4 separate regions of the Homo sapiens genome follow, and regions 1, 3 and 4 are each linked to region 2. The links are chromatin contacts, found by Hi-C or POLR2A ChIA-PET in ENCODE. All regions are on one chromosome and are shown on one strand. Each heading gives the region's core, a stretch centred on a gene start or an enhancer-like site at or near the end of the contact. The rest is flanking DNA. Distances are from core to core; before and after follow the strand shown. Region 1 holds the start of ACE (angiotensin I converting enzyme). Region 2 holds the start of CCDC47 (coiled-coil domain containing 47). Region 3 holds the start of TEX2 (testis expressed 2). Region 4 overlaps ERN1 (endoplasmic reticulum to nucleus signaling 1).

The links. A loop is a pair of places that touch in the nucleus more often than their neighbours do. ChIA-PET counts read pairs that join two places held with the same protein, here RNA polymerase II (POLR2A). Pooled maps may share reads with other maps.
Region 1: a pooled map shows a loop between it and region 2 (2.4-fold over the local background). The contact joins the promoter of ACE here to the promoter of CCDC47 in region 2. A Hi-C loop is called at or near these places in 2 of 50 pooled maps. POLR2A ChIA-PET finds 5 or more read pairs at or near these places in 5 of 52 experiments (AG04449, GM12878, H1 and 2 more).
Region 3: a loop to region 2 is called in a map of CD8-positive, alpha-beta T cell, with 17 times the contacts of the local background. The contact joins the promoter of TEX2 here to the promoter of CCDC47 in region 2. A Hi-C loop is called at or near these places in 2 of 168 maps with a recorded cell type or tissue (CD8-positive, alpha-beta T cell and naive thymus-derived CD4-positive, alpha-beta T cell), 1 of 37 single-sample maps with no recorded cell type and 13 of 50 pooled maps. POLR2A ChIA-PET finds 5 or more read pairs at or near these places in 3 of 52 experiments (CD4-positive, alpha-beta memory T cell, PC-9 and activated T-cell).
Region 4: a pooled map shows a loop between it and region 2 (2.8-fold over the local background). The contact joins the enhancer-like site here to the promoter of CCDC47 in region 2. A Hi-C loop is called at or near these places in 1 of 50 pooled maps. POLR2A ChIA-PET finds 5 or more read pairs at or near these places in 3 of 52 experiments (CD4-positive, alpha-beta T cell, activated B cell and activated T-cell).

Annotation. Positions count from the first base shown.
Region 1 is chr17:63,475,430-63,478,728 of GRCh38, forward strand. ACE (angiotensin I converting enzyme) reads left to right here and starts at 1,632. Exons shown (of 25, transcript NM_000789.4): 1 at 1,632-1,914; 2 at 2,502-2,669. The coding sequence starts at 1,666. RefSeq lists silencers at 1,892-1,981, 2,082-2,141.
Region 2 is chr17:63,771,916-63,775,216 of GRCh38, forward strand. It overlaps CCDC47 (coiled-coil domain containing 47), which reads right to left and starts at 1,682. Exons shown (of 13, transcript NM_020198.3): 1 at 1,497-1,682. DDX42 (DEAD-box helicase 42) reads left to right here and starts at 2,255. Exons shown (of 18, transcript NM_203499.3): 1 at 2,255-2,461. RefSeq lists enhancers at 1,557-2,141, 1,854-2,163 and a silencer at 2,294-2,583.
Region 3 is chr17:64,261,245-64,264,679 of GRCh38, forward strand. It overlaps TEX2 (testis expressed 2), which reads right to left and starts at 2,016. Exons shown (of 12, transcript NM_001288732.2): 1 at 1,924-2,016. RefSeq lists a silencer at 1,604-2,213.
Region 4 is chr17:64,054,961-64,058,176 of GRCh38, forward strand. ERN1 (endoplasmic reticulum to nucleus signaling 1) reads right to left here. Exons shown (of 22, transcript NM_001433.5): 12 at 2,842-3,033; 13 at 715-988. Among named protein-coding and RNA genes, the nearest start is that of ICAM2, 36 kb to the left of the region's middle. RefSeq lists enhancers at 297-1,040, 1,041-1,784, 1,573-1,692 and a silencer at 2,003-2,052. Within about 2 kb of position 1,756, at least 8 of the 41 ENCODE cell types and tissues checked have a DNase peak (open chromatin) inside an H3K27ac peak, as active enhancers do.

The DNA.
Region 1 (3,299 bases), core at 382-2,881, 300 kb before region 2:
CCAGGCCACCACCTTGCCCTCCCTGGCCCCTGGCCTTCGATGGGGCTGCTCTGATCACAAACGTCCACCAACGTAGCCGGCCCAGAAGTGCACCCATGTCCTCTGGTATCCACTGGCTCTCCAAGCCAAACTGGGCAGGGAGGAGTTGTGAGGGAAAACTGCAGGTCAGGAGGGAGGCTGGCAAAGCGGGCCAGGGCCAGGCCTGACCCCAGCTCTCCTCTCCCGGCCCCACTGCCGGCCAGTGTTTAACAAGGCCCTGCCTTCTCCCTCTAGTGCTAGGGACAGCCACCTTCTTCCTCTCCCCACCGCCCCCTCTCCCCTGCAACACGTCATCTGACAAGTCAGTGCGATCTCACTGGAGGTGCATCTCACAGGAACGCGGGGTCACAGCCTCCTGCACACACTCCATGCTGCACAGCAAGGTGCACGTGTCCCTCAGAGCCCCAGACACCATCCCCCACTCACCCAGAAGCCCAAGTGATTCCCAACAGCCCCCAGCAGCCTAATGGGTTGGGGTCTTGGGAGCAGCTGTCCCTGGCTCCTTCCCTGATCCCACCGCCCAGCCTCACCCCACGGTTCCTCCATTGCCCCACCTCCCACTGCGCCGCCGGGCCTCTGCCAGGGTCAAGGGGCTTCCCCCCTCTGGCAGCAGACGCCATGGTGCCGAGGTGGCCTCCACAACCGCCCTGTGCGCCAATAGGACAAGACTGTCCTCCCTCCCCCACACTTGTCACTTTGAGGGACACGTGGATGAGACAGGAAAACACAGGGGAGTGTGGAGACCTGAGGTGACTTGGAGCAAGCCTCTCAACCTGAGCGGCAATTTCTTCATCTGTAAAATGAGGGGGTTGTTCTCATCTCTGAGGCTTTGTGTCGCTCTCAAAGCCTGCTAGCCTCGGGTTCTAGGACTCTGTTGGGATCGTGTGTGATGTTTTCTGCTGAGCGACTGGCAGCCTGTGTCCTCGGGGGGAAAGAGGGCAGGCGCTCCAAAGCTCCTGCGCTCTGTGGCTCCCCCTCCCTCGCAGCCCCAAGCCCCAGGTGTGCCGGCCGCCCTGAGCCCCTCCAGCACCTCCCGGAGGCGCCTGCAAGACACCTAAGGTCCCCGCCTCCCTCCTCTCCCCCCCGCCACACCCCTACCCCCGGCAGGCGACGTCCCCGCCCCTCGACCATGGCCTGGTGAAGAAGCCGGCCAGGCCCGATCAGCCCCATCCCCGCCGCACGAGCGGCGCCTGCGGACAGCTCCTGGGGCCCCGGCCTTGTCACTCCGGAGGCGGGAGGCTCCGGGGGGTCGGGCTGGGAAGATCGAGCCGGAGGCCGCTAGGCTCCCAGGCCCCGGCCGAGGCTGCGCGGCCGCACGGTGGGCAGGCTCGGGTGTTCCGGCAAACTGCCGGGTCCCCATCTTCTAAAGAGAGGAGGCCCTTTCTCCAGCTTCCTCTGCGGGAGCCCGACCCAGCCCCATCCCGCCACCCCCGGGCTGCACCTCGGCCCCTCCCCGGCCCGCGCCCCTGCCCGGGGCGGGCCAGGAACCTCGGCCCGCGCCGCTGGGGACTCTGGAGCGGAGGAGGAAGCGCGGCGGGGCGGGGGCGGGGGTGTGTCGGGTTTTATAACCCGCAGGGCGGCCGCGGCGCAGGAGAAGGGGCAGAGCCGAGCACCGCGCACCGCGTCATGGGGGCCGCCTCGGGCCGCCGGGGGCCGGGGCTGCTGCTGCCGCTGCCGCTGCTGTTGCTGCTGCCGCCGCAGCCCGCCCTGGCGTTGGACCCCGGGCTGCAGCCCGGCAACTTTTCTGCTGACGAGGCCGGGGCGCAGCTCTTCGCGCAGAGCTACAACTCCAGCGCCGAACAGGTGCTGTTCCAGAGCGTGGCCGCCAGCTGGGCGCACGACACCAACATCACCGCGGAGAATGCAAGGCGCCAGGTGGGCGCCCGGGCCCGGGCGGGGGCGGGGCGGGGCCGCGGCGGCCAATCACAGCACGCGGCCGGCTTGTGGGGCGGGCAGGCTGGCGCCCCCGACCCGAACCCCACCCCGACCCCGGACCCTCGCCCCGACAGTCAGCCGCGGGGCCCGAGCGCCGGGCTGCGCGCACGGCCTGCGCTCCCAGCATGCACGAGTTGGATGGATGAGGGTGGCTGCTCCCAGGCCGCGCCCGCCTTCGCCGAAGGTGCTGGGCTTGGCTCTGGGGCCCCCGCGCTCTCGGGCAGCTGCCTTCTCACCTCCGGACGCTGTCGCTGTCACCGTCACCGCACTGCACTGTCCATCCACCCTCCACTCGCCCGGCCTCTTTTCTGGTCCCAATTTCTGCTCCACCATTCCCATGAGGCAGATTCCCTCCAGAAGGAGGAAGCGCGGCTTCCGCAAACTAAGGTCTCCCGCAGGGATCTCCCCAGGGCCCGGGCTCTGGAAGCCCTTGGCCTTCCTCCCCTCCCCCAGCACCGTGGCTTCTCCTTTATGGCCTGCATCTAAGCAGGGTCCTACACCCTCCCTGCCCTCCTGGTGCCCAATAGGAGGAAGCAGCCCTGCTCAGCCAGGAGTTTGCGGAGGCCTGGGGCCAGAAGGCCAAGGAGCTGTATGAACCGATCTGGCAGAACTTCACGGACCCGCAGCTGCGCAGGATCATCGGAGCTGTGCGCACCCTGGGCTCTGCCAACCTGCCCCTGGCTAAGCGGCAGCAGGTGGGCTGAGGGCTGAGGCAGAGCTCGGGGGCGGCCTCCTAGTGCCCCATCGTGGGGGTCGGGGGAGAGCAGCCCATCAGGGAGGGAGGAACCCTGGGATCCACATGGGCCCTGACAGAAGGGAAAGCCCAGGTAAGCACAGAATGGCTTTCTGAGCATTGATTTTTCTTGGAGATGGGGTGGGGAGTTACTTTCTGTTAAAGGAAGCATTCTGGAGTAGGAAGCCAAATTCAAATACACTTCTCCCTAGGCTGGTTTATGAGCTTCTTTGGAAGAGTTGAGAAGGGCTGGGCGTGGTGGCTCAAGCCTGTAATCCCAGCACTTTGGGAGGCTGAGGTGGGCGCATCGCTTGAGCCCAGGAGTTCAAGACCAGCCTGGCCAACATGGCAAAACCTCGTCTCTACAAAAAAAAAATAGCTGGGCTTGGTGGTGCGTGCACCTACAGTCCCAGCTACTCTTGAAACTGAGGGGGAAGGATCACCTGAGCCCAGGAGGTCAAGGCTACAGTGAGCTGTGATTGCACTACTGCACCCCAGCCTGCGTGACAGAGTGAGACCTCCCCCCAAAAAAAAGAGAGAGAGAAAAGGTTGAGAAAGACTGGGAAGTCACCAAAGCCAGAGAATGGGAGGG
Region 2 (3,301 bases), core at 432-2,931:
TACTAAAAATACAAAAATTAGCCGGGCGTGGTGGCAGGCACCTGTAATCCCAGCTACTCGGGACGCTGAGGCAGGAGAATCGCTTGAACCCGAGAGATGGAGGTTGTAGTGAGCCAAGATTGCGCCACTGCACTCCAGCCTGGGCAACAGGGTGAGACTCTGTCTCAAAAAAATAGATAAATAATAAAATAAAATGTCAGCTCTACCATTTACCAGCAATATGACCTTAGCCTAATTACTTAAAATTCCCTGTTCTCCACATACAAAAAAGGGATACCATTTGCTACTTGCCTCTTAGGGCTGCAGTGGGTATTACGGGAGATATGTACCAAGGGTTTTTTTTTTTTTTTTTTTTTGAGACGGAGTCTGACTCTGTCACCCAGGCTGGAGTGCAGTGGCACGATCTCGGCTCACTGCAAGCTCCGCCTCCCGGGTTCACGCCATTCTTCTGCCTCAGCCTCCCAAGTAGCTGGGACTACAGGCGCTCGCCACCACGCAGGGCTAATTTTTTGTATTTTTAGTAGAGACGGGGTTTCACTGTGTTAGCCAGGATGGTCTCGATCTCCTGACCTCGTGATCCACCCGTCTCGGCCTCCCAAAGTGCTGGGATTACAGACGTGGGCCACCGCGCCCAGCCTCCTTTTCAAATCCTACTCTTAAAACTTTTTTTTCATATAGAAGCAACTAAAAGTTAACACCGGAACAGTCAACTCGATTAACAGCCTGCCAAAAGATCCGATCATTTCAAATTGAATTTCCAATTAGAATATTCACACCATAGAAACACTTCTGAGATAACTCAGCACTATAATGGAGATCCTTCAAGGTTATTTAGGTTACAATCATCCAAGCCATTTTTACCTTGGTTTTCCCTCTTAGAAGTCTCCGCTGCACCTGTCAGTTCTCAAATGCACAAGTCCTTGCCAGACCACCCAGCCTCTATGACTCCTGAAGCAAGCAACACAGGACCAAGGAAAATTCACACAAGCGCTAACAAGTCTGGTTTGATTATTTTCTGCAAGCTCATCCAATAGTTCCTCAGCGACTGAGTCTAGACTTGAGGAAAGAGGACTGAGTGAGGCCATCATTCCTTGTTGTCATTTTAGATTAGGTCTTCCTGACAACGGCCAAAACGAGTATTCTGGAAATCATGCAGACTTTCCTCTGTCTCTTTATATGTGTTGGATACAAACACGTTTCATTTTAGAAACCTCCAGAAGAGACTGGCCACAGAGGTTTTTGCTTCTATTAAACCCCTTTGCCTAGTTTCTCCCCACCCAAGAGAATCAATACATCCTAATGTCATCCTCCGGCACACACTGTACATTTCCTCTAACTCTGCCCTTTTGGCTATCATTTGCTCACAGCTCCGTGGGAAAGTTCCCCCAAACCATTACAATTATCTCAACCGGACCGGGCTACAGGCCAAGCAACTCGGAGTCACCGCTCGGCCTGGCCCGGCCACGCCGACGAGCGCGTCCTGGCCCGCTCCTTACCTGTGGCCGAAGCCGAAACCCGGCCCAGCGCCCTGCGTCCGACACCCCTGCCCGGCCTGCCTCTCGGCCTGGCCGCCGCCTCCGCGATCGCAGCGGTTTTACTGCCCCGGATGCCTCTAGGACGCAGCCAGAACCGTAGCTCAGTCACGCCGCGCCTCTCTTCACGTAGCCTCCGCCGTCCGTTACGTAGAATGCGAGCGGCTCGTCAGCGCCTGCGCGCAGCCTGCGGGGCGGGACGCAACCCCGGGGAAAGCGCGAGACCTCCCTCTCTCCCGCCCGGCTGAGGCGAGGTGGGGCTTTTGGGAAAATTACATAATCCCCGCCCCTGGGCCGGAACTGCCCTCGCCTATCCCAATCCTCCTACCTAGGATTCCGTCAAGTTGACGTCACACGGAACCGGTGCTCCGGAAGCTAAAGGTGGCCATGCTGTGTGGGACCACGTGGCCAGAGGCAAGAGTGTCGCTCTAGTAGTATATGCAACAGTTTAAACTATAGGCATGTTCATGTAAATATGGTTTCTGTCCAACCCGTTTTCTCTTGGGATTTTTGGCTAGCCCCTTGACGCCACTTTTTCTTCATTCGCAGACCCACTTTCTAGATGGGTCATGAACACTGTCCACCCAACTGCAGTTTCCCGTCAGAGTATCTGAGGAGCCTGTGAGGCGTTCTGGAGCTTTAAGGTCAGGCGCCTTCCGGGAGCCGTAGCCCCGGCCCCGCCCTTCTGCCCGCGCGTTCCTCACTGCGCATGTCGCGTTTTTGTTCCCCTCCCCCCTTCAGCAACGGGCCGTGAGGCGGTGGCGGTGGTGGCGGTGGCGGCGGCGGTGGTGGTGGTGGCGGCGGCGGCGGCGAAGGGGGCGGAGAGGAAGGAGCGCGGCGGGACCGGGCCGGGACAGCGCGTACTTTGGGCTCCGGGATTCGCTCCGCGCCCGCGGTTGTAGCAGCTGCCGCTGCAGCCATAGCAGCAGGTTTGTGCGTGGGGTTTCTGGACGCAAGGCCGCCAGTCCTTGGGGGCACTGGAGGCAACTGCTGGGCCTAGCGAGGGCGGAGGAACCGCGGCCTCGCTTAACAAAGAGTCGGCAGAGCCTCGGGGCACCGGCGGCCGGGGTGCCGGGAAGGGGTGGGAGTGGGGGCTGAGGCCTCTAGGGTTCCTTCCTAGCCGCGTCGCCCTCCCACAGCTCCCGCTTCCCTCACAAGTCTTACCGAGGCCCAGTTGGCGGCTTTCCGGAGGCGGCGCCCCCTCGCCTAGGAAAAGGATTTGCAGGGTGCCCGGCTCCAGGGCAGGAATAGCGCGGGGAGAATTCTGACCCAAGGAGGCAGCGCTTGGGAGATGCAGGCCTCCGAATTTGGGGTCCTGAGAGGCAAAAGCTGCCAAATGAGAGGAGTGAAAAGATATAGGCGATGATCTTTGTGCAGCGTTGAGTAGGTCGATTATTAGCATCACTGTAGTCACACAAACTTTTTTGCGGCCTACTTGAGAGCGTATCTGATGTGAATAAATAATTTACATGGAATTGCAAACATATGCATCAAAAACAGGAGAAGCTGTCGAGAGTTTTGGGGAATTACATTCTCATCACTGAGAATTTCCCTCTTGCCCCCACTCCTATAGGCAGTTATCCAATTTCTTGTGGCTTCCCTGTGTTTTCTTTTTGTCAATGATGTTTCTATGTCTGTCCTCTCTCGTATACACACCCAGGACTTCCTCAAGCGCAGGGACTATGTCTTAAGGCGCTTTGCAGAGCCAAGCTCATTTCTGGCACATAAGAGGTGAGCAATGAGTGTTTCGTACAAAAATTAATGTTTAT
Region 3 (3,435 bases), core at 766-3,265, 490 kb after region 2:
TATAATGTCTAGCAGTTTCTGGCATACAGCAAAATTATTATTATTTTAATAAATAATTTCTTTTTTAACTCCAGGCAACTGCTTTTTGTCCAAAACATGCTACGTATTTATTCTATCGAAAAGCCTAATCTTTCCTGCTTCTTCTCCAGAAGCATTCTAACATAACCTCTAATAATGAACATTATGTTTGGTATATGCTGTGTCTAATCTTCTCTCACGATGACATAACTTGCTCTTCAGACCTCCAACAATCAGCCCAAACCAAACTCCTGAATTTTTCCTCCCTCCTCGTCTGTCCCAGCCCCTCGGTTGCTTGTCAGTAGACTCAATTACCACCATCTTCTGATCTGAATCAATTTGTTAATCTCCTTCCTCTCAGGCACAGTGCCTTTTACTGGAGATAAACATGCAAGCAAGTTCAGTTCACCCAGAGCCCTCCACATCCTCTCCCTCCAAGCCTTCACACTCCCAAAGGGGCCCAGAAAAAAAAGAAAGAAATGATATGGCAAAATCCCACTCTATCCACATCACCTCAGGGGGCTTGTTTACCATAACTTTAGACCAACTACCATTTTTGGGGAGAATCTGAAAGAATATTGTTTATGGGCTAGGTAAGAGCTAACAGAAATGGCAGTTTCATTCTTCCAATATGAGACAAGCGTCTCTGTGTGACCCAGCCCTAAAACTCACAAACCTAGACTCCTCAAACTCCCCATACTCCAGAGTTCAAGGATAACCTGCCCTCCATTTTTCCTTATTGTTTTCCATATAAAAGTCACTCGTTGTTTCCCCTCCAGCTTACACCTGGCTCCTGAAATGACTCCTCTGAATCCTCTGAGAATCCTCAAAACATGTAAAAGCCTCATTCCTTTTAATGCATGTGCAGAGCGGTGATGGTGTGAAGACGCTGGCACTTCAAACGTGAACGTGGCACGAGCCCTGCCCTCAAGGAGCCCACAATTTTCCCTCAACTCTAAAAAAGGATGTCCTCCCTGGACAGTGTCTGTAAAACACAGTGACAAAGTACTTCATAGCTCTGGAGAAAGAGCGAGGGTGGAAACAGACTTTGCCCTTACATTTGACGCCCAGTAACCATAACAACCGATGGTTTAAGTAACTATCAACCCACTGAGGGGCTAAGTTTTCCAAAAATCGTTTTCAAAAGGGGAAGACTCCCCTGCACCAACTCCCATGGCAGCCGTACGCTCTAGGCAGCGTGTGGTGCAATGTGGCCAGCCGTTCCCCGCCTTCTCCGGTTCCACCGTATGGTTTCCGTGCTCAGCAGCCAGCAGCGACGGCGTCCACGGCCACACCGCCTCCCCGCAAGGCACCTGGCGCTAGGCCTCAGCCCAATGTCACTTGTTAACCTTCCGATCCCCCGGATTTCGGCACGCCGCCGCCTCCCTGCTAAAGCACACAAACCACCCCACCGCCACCCGCGTTCTCCAGGAGTTGGAGAAAAACCACCGGGGCGCATACAACCTCTGACAGATTCGAGTAAAAGTAACTGCGGTTCTCGACTTTCAAGCATTTCGCGTCGCCGGTGAGGGGGGCGGCAGGAACCCGGGGCCCCATTCATAAAATTGCAAGCCGTTTTCCTCTAGTTTGCGCGTGACGGTGCCTCCCTGCCCGGGGCCGGGGACCGCAGGCTGAGGGGACGGGGCCGGCAGCTCCTCCCGCCGGAGTCGAGCCCGAGCCATCCGGCGGGGCCCCGAAGGAAGGGATTGCCCGGGGGTGTCGCGGGTGGGCGTCCCCTTCAATACCTGAACCATGACAGCGGGGTGGGGGGCCGAGCCCCGCCACGCCAAGGGCCGCCGGACCCGACCGGTACTTTGAAGCCCGCGGGGTCGATCCGCGCCCAGCCCGGGCCTTATCCGCGGGGCGCTCCCTCCACCGCCCCCGCCTGGCCCTGAGACTGCTCACCCAAGATCCGCTGGCTGCCTCATTGTACTATGCCGGCGCCCGTGCTCCCGGCCGCGCGACTCCGGCTTCGGCTGGGGCACCGGCCGCGGTCCTGCTGCCCTGCCGCCCGCCCGCCCCCGGGCACACGCCGCCCCGCCCCGCCGGCGGACCCGCCCCGCGCCCGCGGCCGCCGCCGCCAACCAGAGGGCGCGGGGGCGGAGCAAACGGCACGCCAGGCCCAACCAATCCAGTTCTACCGCGCGCCGAGGTGAGGCCGCGGAAATGGGGGAGCGATTTGTCAGGTCTGTTAAAGGGGCCACCGCCCTTGGAGCTAGGGAGAGGAGTGGTGGGGAGGGTTACCTGGAAGAGCCCCAGGTGAGGGGGACAAAAGCTTCACTCTCCCAACGGGGCTGCACACTGTCCCCAGCTCTTTGCACTTCTTAATTTCCTCTTCCTGCAGTCTAGCAGCAACAAGTGCCCTTGAGACGAGGGCTGGGGGTTGAGGTGGGGTGACTGAGGCGCGGAGAACCAGGGGTATCCCCCTGGGCAAATTCACTCGATTTGCATTTTAGAGGGCCATCAGACGTATCTATCCCCATCCAACTGCAGACATTGATTTAAAAAGGCAAATTCCCAGTTTCCCGCATTATGTACTTCCCCCACCTGACTACCACACTACCACATCCTATCCTGAACTAACTCTGTTACTAGTTTTTTTGTTTGAGACGGAGTCTCGCTCTGTCGCCAGGCTGGAGTGCAGTGCCGTCATCTGGGCTCACTGCAACCTCCGCCTCCTGGGTTAAAGCGATTCTCCTGCCTCAGCCTTCCGAGTAGCTGGGATTACAGGCGCGTGCCACCATGCCCAGCTAATTTTTGTATTTTTAGTAGAGACGGGGTTTCACCATGTTGGCCAGGATGGTCTCGGTCTCTTGACCTCGTGATCCGCCGGACCCAGCCTCCCAAAGTACTGGGATTACAGGCGTGAGCCACCGCGCCTGGCCACGAGTTCTTAGAGCTTAGAACTTATATAGTATTAACTACTCATTTTTAGAGAGGCAATATCTGAGGCTCAGAGAGGTAAAGTGACTTCTCGAGGTAAATTCTCACTTAGAATGAGCTTCCTGGGATGGCAATGCCCATTGTGCATTTATCTTCTGCGAACCTGGGTTGGCTGGCAGAAGCACTGGCACATAGGGAGAGTTCCCCCTTCCCCCGTAGTCCTTGCCCCTCTGCACTTCCCACCCACCACAAGAAAGGACCAAGACAACAAACAGATGTGTCAGTGTGTCTCCTGCATTAGTGGGTCCCAAATGTCAGATCTTCAACGTCAGATCATCCTGGAGGGTTTTAACATGAAGATCTCTAAGTCCCACCCCAGAACCTGTAATTCAGTAAGTCTGAGATGGCCTTCGACACCCCTCCCTCCAGGTGATTCTAATGCAAGTGGTACAAGGACCACACTCAGGTGCGTGTTTTGAGTCTATCATAGTCATGAAATTCAAATTCAATTGGCAAAATGAAAGCCAAACTCCT
Region 4 (3,216 bases), core at 506-3,005, 280 kb after region 2:
GCTCAGCAAGAGCCTGCCAGGCCCACTCCCCATGTACACCCAGGACTGCCTCTTCCCCCTGCCCCTGCATTCTGTCTCCGCCTTTACCTTATTGTGCGATTGCATATCTTAAAACCTTCTGGAAGGCAGGGATTCTCCATAGCGTTTCACACACTTATACATATTCATTGTGATATAGTTAGAATGGTTTAATAGTTAACAACCACCACAAAGTCCACTGTAAAGATCCGCACTGAAGCATTCAGGTGGCGGCAATGGACATGTAAAACGAGGAGACTCCTTGGGACAGAGGGCTCTGAGTTCCCTGCACCAGCTCTGTGCCAGTTCCCTCAGAATTGGGGCTCTGACAACTGGCTTGAGCCAACTTCCACAGAGGAAAGCAGACCAACTGTGACACTTCCACACTTGGCCACCGGCTGGCCCTGGGAACTCTCTTCAGCCCAATGGGCAGCTCACCTCTGGTCAGCCGCGACGCCCAGCCCTTGTGGAGAAAGACAGGAGGATGGCCAGGGTGGTTCCCAGAAGGCCCTCTGAAGGGGAGATGCCAAGGGATGGGGCAGAAGCCTTCCCACAGAGACCCCCAGAGTGGAAGTTAGAGGAGAACACAGTGAACCCCTGAGAATGGTAGTTTACAATCTTATGGAGACTCCTTGGACTTCTCAGGAGGTGCTCGAATAAAACATAAAATAGCACCAAGATGGCAACTGGCTTTACCTCCATCGTCTTGTTCCAGGGAGGGGCTGCTGCCAGCCTTGGAGGCAGAGCTGCCGGAGCAGAGCGAGTGGTTGGAGGCCCTGGGGGACGTGCTGGGGCTGCTGGTGCCCGAGCTCTCTGAGTACGGGCCAGACGTGTCCAGGAGCTCGCCGTCCTGAGCCGTGTCTCCAGGTGGGTGGAAGGGCAGCTGCTGCTGCTGCTGCTGCAGGAGCTGGATCTTCTCCAGTTCCTTCTGGAACTGCTGGTGCTGGAGCTGCTGCTGCTGATGCATGCTCTGGGAAGAGAAACCCACATCCAGACAAGGGCAGCTGTTCCCACAGGGAAACAAGCAGCTGGGAAGGGACAGGTCCCAGTGGCGGAGGGAGCATGTGTACTTTATGTGACCCAACAGGGCACAAAGAGACCAGTGAGAAGGCACCTGGAAGCAGAATTGCTTCGATGACTGGACGTCTTTCCACCGACTAGTTAGATCCTTGCTCATACAGCCCACTCCCCAACCCTAGGAGGGGCTGGATGGCCACCAGGGGAGGGACTGTGCCCTAGGTTGAGGGCTGTGCCAGTTTCATTCAGTTCTAAAATTCTGTGATTTTCATGAAAGTCTGAGAGTTGTTGCAAAGGTGAAACCAAACAGGAAGCACAGGTAGCATGGCTGAGCCAGTGGTGGGTGAGAGCAAGCCCCAGGTTCGCCACCCACCGTGTCTGTGTGTTGGCTAGAGGCTAGCGCACAGACACTCAGTAATCCAGAGGGGCAGGTGAGGAAGCTCTAGTATTCTAGGTATGCAGAGTACATCTGCATACACATAGCCAGGAGGTGGCAGTGGGGCTGACACATGGTGAGCCTGGCTGAGGTCCTGCTTCCGCCTTTCATCCCACTGCCTTCCCCGAGGCCACATGCCTCTCAAATACTCTGAAGGATTCATTCTGTCATTATCTGAAGTAGCAGCGATCTGTGATCATCCCTACCCATGTGCAGGAGGTGGACTGAAGGGACTTCTGTGAGCCACCAACCCACCAGGGAGTCGTCTCTTCTTCTCTCCACCATGGGGTGGAGTCCTAGAAATGCCGTCTACTAGCTGGGTACCCGTGGGGAAAGTTACTTAGCTTCTCAGGGTCTACTTCCTTCTTTTGTGGACAAGGGATCAATAATAATGACCTCATAGGACTGAGTGAGGTGAAAAGTGAAACTATCAGGTGCAGACGTGCCAGTGGGGAGTGCCATAAAGAGTCTGTCATTCCCATTCCTGGGCGGGTCATTAGCTTCCTGAGCTCTCAGGTAACAGCATCTCGATGCTCTGAGCAACCTGCTGAAGGACCATGCCCCTCACATATTTCATCCCACCCATGGCCTGTTCTGCTACAGAACTTGCTCATTTCCAACTAGGAAGTAAAGGGATGGCCACACTGCCTTTTTCACACAAGCTGATCTCACAGGCAGCTTCTTTTTTCTTTTTTTGGTTCTTCTCCCCAGCAGAAGTTCTAATGGCAGTTTTTAAGGGAGGAAAGGTCTTCATCTATTATCCTTATTCTTTAAAAATACAGATAACTATTCAAAATCATCTTTGAGCAAGGCTTATAAATCAGCTCTTAGCTGAAAAACACTAAGATTTAGGAACAAAATTGTCCTTTTCTGGGAGGCTAGTGTCTCTTTAATTATGTTTTTGAAGATAAACAAACACTGACTTTTTTTTTCTTTTTTTTTGAGATGGAGTCTTGCTCTGTCGCCTTGCTCTGTCGCCCAGGCTGGAGTGCAGTGGTGTGATCTCAGCTCACTATAAGCTCCGCCTCACGGGTTCACGCCATTCTCCTGCCTCAGCCTCCAGAGTGGCTGGGACTACAGGCCCCTGCCACCATGCCCGGCTAATTTTTTGTATTTTTAGTAGAGACAGGGTTTCACTGTGTTAGCCAGGATGGTCTTGATCTCCTGACCTTGTGATCCACCCGCCTCGGCCTCCCAAAGTGCTGGGATTACAGGCGTGAGCCACTGTGCCCGCCCGGCCAACAAACACTGACTTTTAAATGGGGAAAGAAATGTGCTGGTTGTTTTTGTCTGGATCTCACTGACATGAGGCGACAGGCAGAGAAGCCCCAGAAATAGGTGGATGGCAAAGGGGAATTGTTGAGCTTTACCAGGGGATAGGTGATGATGAAGGCCACCCAGCCAATCAGCAGGAAGGTGCTCAGGATGATGGTAGCCATGTCCTTAAGCATGGAGTCCACGGGGGCCTCGGGCCGGGCAGGGGCATGGGCGGGCTTCTCCTCCACATCCCGAGACACGGTGGTAGGTGCGTTTTCTGAAGTCTGGTCAACCAGGTTGATAACCTTGCATGGGAGAGAGTTGCGACATCACTGCAAAATTTCTAGCCAGATACAGATGAGGCCAGCAATCAAGAGAAGCAATCACTGTTTACAAGGATATGACTGTACTGCAGGGGGTTTTATTTGTTTTAAGCTCACCAAAGATCATGTAGCCAGATAACTGTTGCCTCTTTCAAAGCAATTGCT